Regions from separate parts of the Mus musculus genome. Here region 1 is linked to region 2. A link is a loop called in an ENCODE intact Hi-C map of the cell type or tissue named here. Cell type or tissue: left cerebral cortex. All regions are shown on one strand. Links, peaks and the distances in the headings refer to the core of each region. The heading gives the core; the rest is flanking DNA.

Region 1 (2,928 bases), core at 324-2,823, 180 kb after region 2:
AAGGCACAATATTATTTACTGCTCGAAGGGTGAGACAATAAAGAGAAACTCCTTTGTAAAATTGTCTAGATTTTTGTCAAAATAGAAAAAAAAAGAAAAGAAAAGAAAGTAAGAAGGAAAGAAAGAAAAAAACTAGAAAAAAATTACAATACATACTGCACTGTTTGTTCGTAAATGGTTTCCTGATTTTTCACTCTCACACTGTATGTACACCCATGCATATCAGCATAAACTGGGGAAAGAAGACTCGAGATTTACCCAAGTCTCATTAGACTATTGTTAGGAAGTCAACTCTTTTCATGATTATAATGAGTTCCAGGATTTTCATGTAACCTCCAAGGTTTAAAATCTGTTGTGATGACTGTGAGAGGTTAAAATGGTTTCTAGCTAAGCATGGAGGTGAGAGCTCAGAAGCACAAGCTCAGACCTTGGTGACTGTCTTTAAAGAACAGGGTTCAAAGCCCATGAACACCTTTCAGATGGCAGGGCTACTTGTTTCCCATTATGGTGACTTTTAGTTTCTCCCATATTGTACTTATGCAAAACAAAAAATGTCACAAGTTAATTGATTCTTCATAAGTGAATAGATTAAGCATACTGGTGATTAATAATGCATTTGAGTTGAGTTAAGGAAAGAAATTAAAGCCTTTCCCTCAGAGCATTTAACTAAGTGTGAGTCCAAAGTTGAATTCTCTACTTCATGTTCCCTGTGCCTTCCAACCTGAGTGTCTGTTCAGTTAGTTTAAATCTGTAACTTCCTGAAGGCTGCCTTGAGTATCTCTCCCTTTCTGTCTGCCTTTTGTCTTCATGTTTGTGTCTATCTGTGTAATCTGTTGTCTGTTTGTATCTCTCTGGCTGACCTTAATAGAGAGCTTTGGAGTGTTACTAGAACATCAAGGGAACCATCACATGGGGAAAGAATGGGATAGTGAACAATAATCTTTATCAGAGTTTTATAAAGAATTAGGTAACTGGGTCCACATGATCAAGACAACAAACATTTATAAACATGACTTTTATCAACCATACCCATAACTGTATATGCATTTTGAAATGTGCTTTAAGCCTCTGTATTTCATGCTTTCAGCAAATGACTCACATGCAGTTTCTGAGCAGGACATGAAAAAGTACATAAATTACCATTTATCAACGCATCAAGTTAGATCTTTTATATAATACATTGTCACACTTATGGTTCTGCCAATGCATAGGGAAGCACCATGGAGCAAGACTTCATGGAGTTCTGCTCGATGTATTCTTAGTAAGATGTTTGCAAAAAAAAATTTTTTTTCAAAAGTACGACTTTATAAGTATATGAAGATGATTCAAATGAAGTCTTTGAATACTAAAGGAGATGGAGTTCCAGTTGATCTTGTATTTTTCACTGTGTTACATAAAGTGAGCTGCTAGCCAAAGTGGTTTCATAAAAATACCCAAAGATTGCAGGACACTGACAACAAAAGAAAGGGCTTGCTTTTTATAAACTGACAATAAGTGTTCATTGCTAAAGACAGGACTGACACAACTCATTGTATATGAAGAGGTCAAACTGGTGCCTCCAAGAACATTGACTCTTATATTACAGTGTCCTCGTTATGGGAAGGTGCTTTGCAAGCTACACAAAGTGAAATATATACACAGAACCAACCAAAAAGTCTTTGATCTATAATTTCTCCTTCTTCCAAAATATGCTAGGTCAAAGATATCATGAATTTATTGGGAATAACCAATCAAAGTCTAATTTGACTTAAATACCAATAGCACTCTGGTTAAATGTTATATATCTATGATAAACAAGGGTGTGTGGACATAACTACTGGGAGTGTTTATGGACACACCAGTGTTATAAATAATGAGAAGGAGGTTTCTATATAGTGTAAAGCATAAAACTTTCACGGGAGCAGTCTCCTAGCTATCGTTTAAATTTAAGACAATTCAAACCTATGACCTCATACATAGATACCTCTTAACCTCCCACTGGTTCTGTTCCCATCTATCTGTTATCTTCTCTGTCTCCCACTAAATCTCCTACATCTGCATTCTCCTCCCTATATCTCTTTTTTTTTTTTTTTTTTTTTTTTTTTTGGTTTTTCGAGACAGGGTTTCTCTGTATAGCCCTGACTGTCCTGGAACTCACTCTGTAGACCAGGCTGGCCTCGAACTCAGAAATTCGCCTGCCTCTGCCTCCCAAGTGCTGGAATTAAAGGTGTGCGCCACCACGCATGGCTCCTACATCTCTTTTTATATCTAGAAATTCCACCCTCCAGTTCTTGTCCCAGGAATTGGATGTCAGGTTTTTTTCTTACAAGCAATCAGGTGTGAGACATCACCAGAATTTCTGTGGATTGCCTTTAGGCATAGAGAGCTGCCTGCCCTTCAAGCATCTCAGCCTGTGTTGAAGGACAACTGTTTACAAATATAAGGCTGGTGATGGGCCATAGAAATTACAATATCAAGATCCTGATGGCACTTAGTTCTCTGACTATATAGCAATAAAAATTTGAAAATACACAGACACAGCTGCAGAAAAGGGTAAGAAATTCAACTCAATACATGTGGAGAATCCATGCAGGCCAGAAGAAGAAATTGGGGCTCACAGGTTGGAATGTCACTTTGATGTAGAGTCTGACCTCAAATGAAGAGGAATATTCCTGCCACGGTGTTCTGATTGCTGGGATTCTGCCAGTAGCACATGCATGTTTTATGTCTATAGAGTCAGCAATGTAGTCACACTTTGTATATCTCAACAACACAATTTATATTCTAGAAAACATCTGTTGACCATCTTTCCATTTACACTAACACGACATTAACATCCTAAGAACTAGATACATCCATAAAAAATATTTTTTCTGTAGAGGGCAAAAGGAAACTATGGTCAAAAAATGAGCTCTATGGTAACCAGGAATGTAAAACCACAGGGTTTTC
Region 2 (2,928 bases), core at 281-2,780:
ACTGCTGCTTAAGAAAGTTTTCAGGTTCCGCAAATACTAGGCGCTAGTCTCCCTCCATAACTTCCTGATCACGAGGCAGCCGAGATGCAAAAAGAAAGATGAAACCGCGGAACTTCCCTTCACTTCTGCTTGCCCCTCCTTCTGGACCCGCCCAATATTCAGCAGCTTCCTGCAATTCTTCTAAGCCCACCTACTTAGGGACCTTTTAATTAATTAGCTTCCCAATTCTTCACAGCAATGTTTGGTGTTTTGAATTTTTGCTTCCTTGCTTCCTTTCTTGCTCGTTCCTTTGCTTTTAATTTGTCTTTTTCTTAAACTCATCTAATCAGGCTGGAGGCCCACCCTCCCCATCAGGAACCACTCCTCCAACTCTGTTGCAGGCTGCCTCTCACACAACTTCCCATGACCTACTCTGCACAGCTTCCCCACAAGGTTGCTGCCAGACTAGACCAGAACTGGATGTAGTAGGACACTGCACCTGGGTTCTGAACCCTTCAGATACAACGCATACTAACTTCTCATATTGTGAGTCTTTTCCTCTGGGCTAAAAATGCACACAATTAAGAAATCCCTTTGAATTCTGATGCTCAGAACAGATACCCAAAACAAACAATAACTTAGATAAAATGTCCTTGGCTCAAACCGCAAACCATAGAGGTATCCTATAAGGAGCACAATTTATGTGATATCCAAGACAAAGAATTGAAAACCCACAGTAATGATCAAGGAGATGAAAGTTTGTAAACCATGTAAATCCACTCAGAGAGGAACAAAATAAATCATGGGCAAGAAAATAATACCAGATTCCTGAAGGAAATGACAATATAAAATATTAAAATTGAGTTCAATAAATGCTTAGAAATGCCAAAAAAAAAAAAATCCTGAAGAGAAAATGCAGTGAGGCAAATAAAATTGATACATAGAGAACCTGTGGGAGACAGATTATCAGACTTAAAGAAAAAGTAGAGGAGGTGGATGCCTCAATCAAAGAAAATGATGAATTAAAATGATGTTAGGTCAAGGCACAATATTATTTACTGCATGAAGGATGAGGCAATAAATGAAACTCCTTCGGAAAACTGTCCTGATCTTTATCAAAAAAAAAAGTAAGGAAAGGAAGTAAGAAGGAAGAAAGAAAGAGAGAGAGAGAGAGAGAGAGAAAGAAAGAAAGAAAGGATAAAAGGATGAAAGAAAACTAGAACAAAAATGCAATACATACTGCACTGTTGGTTGATAAATGGTTTCCTGATTGTTCCCTGTAACACTCTATGACACCCATGCATGTCAGCATAAGTGGGGGAAAGGAGACTCGAGATTTACCCAAGTCTCATTAGACTATTGCTAGGAAGTCAACTCTTTTCATGATTGTAATGAGTTCCAGGATTCTCATGTGACCTCTTAGGTTCAAAACCTGTTGTGATGATTATGAGAGGTTAAAATGGATTCTAGCTCAGCATGGAGGTGAGAGCTCAGAAGCACAAGCCCAAACCTGGGGGTCTGTCTTTAAATAGGGTTCTGTGCCCATGGACACCTTTCAGATGGCAGGGTTACTTGTTTCCCATTGTGTTGAGTTTTAGTTTTCCCCATATTGTACTTATGCAAAAAAAAATGTCACAAGTTAATTGATTCCTCATATGTGAATAGATTAAACATACTGGTGATTAATAATGCATCTGAGTTAAGGAAAGAAATAAAAGCCTTTCCCTCAGAGCATTTAACTAAGTGTGAGTCCAAAGTTGAATTCTCTACTTCATGTTCCCTGTGCCTTCCAACCTGTGTGTCTGTTCAGTTAGTTTAAATCTGTAACTTCCTGAAGGCTGCCTTGAGTATCTCTCCCTTTCTGTCTGCCTTTTGTCTCCATGTTTGTGTCTACCTGTGTAATCTGTTGTCTGTTTGTATCTCTCTGGCTGACCTTAATAGAGAGCTTTGGAGTGTTTCTAGAACATCAAGGGAACCATCACATGGGGGAAAGAATGGGATAGTGAACAATAATCTTTAACAGAGTTTTATAAAGGATTAGGTAACTGGGTCCACATGATCAAGACAATAAACATTTATAAACATGACTTTTATCAACCATACCCATAACTGTTTATGCATTTTGAAATGTGCTTTAAGCCTGTATTTCATGCTTTCAGTAAATGACTCACATGCAGTTTCTGGGCAGGACATGAAAAAGTACATAAATTATCATTTATCAACGCATCAAGTTAGATCTTTTATATAATACATTGTCACACTTATGGTTCTGCTAATGCATAGGAAAGCACCATGGAGCAAGACTTCATGGAGTTCTGCTCGATATATTCTTCATAAGATGTTTGCAAAAAAATTTTTTTCTTTGAAAAGTACGACTTTATAAGTGTATGAAGATGATTCAAATGAAGTCTTTGAATACTGAAGGAGATGGAGTTCCAGTTGATCTTGTATTTTTCACTGTGTTACATAAAGTGAGCTGCTAGCCAAAGTGGTCTCATAAAAATACCCAAAGATTGCAGGACACTGACAACAAAAGAAAGGGCTTGCTTTTTATAAACTGACAATAAGTGTTCATTGCTAAAGACAGGACTGACACAACTCATTGTATATGAAGTGGTCAAACTGGTGCCTCCAAGAACATTGACTCTTATATTCCAGTGTCCTCGTTATGGGAAAGTGCTTTGCAAGCTACACAAAGTGAAATATATACACAGAACCAACCAAAAAAGTCTTTGATCTATATTTTCTCGTTCTTCCAAAATATGCTAGGTCAAAGATATCATGAATTTATTGGGAATAACCAATCAAAGTCTAATTTGACTTAAATACCAATAGCACTCTGGTTAAATGTTATATATTTATGATAAACAAGGGTGTGTGGACATGACTACTGGGAGTGTTTGTGGACACACACACCAGTGTTATAAATAATGAGAAGGAGGTTTCTAT

The links. Hi-C counts contacts between places; a loop is a spot of excess contacts. Peaks named below come from ENCODE experiments on the same cell type or tissue, not always from the same donor. Only the 100,000 strongest peaks of a DNase experiment are listed, where the experiment ranks them.
Region 1: a loop joins it to region 2, with 27 times the contacts of the local background. A loop is called at or near these places in 30 of 42 quality-filtered maps.

Annotation. Positions count from the first base shown.
Region 1 is chr4:145,406,438-145,409,365 of GRCm38, reverse strand. No RefSeq gene overlaps it. Among named protein-coding and RNA genes, the nearest start is that of Gm42346, 4.3 kb to the left of the region's middle. In left cerebral cortex, for the core only: no CTCF peak of the experiment used is centred there; a DNase peak (open chromatin) is centred at 1,486.
Region 2 is chr4:145,582,356-145,585,283 of GRCm38, reverse strand. It overlaps Gm13212 (predicted gene 13212), which reads right to left and starts at 84. Exons shown (of 4, transcript NM_001324416.1): 1 at 1-84. In left cerebral cortex, for the core only: no CTCF peak of the experiment used is centred there; no DNase peak of the experiment used is centred there.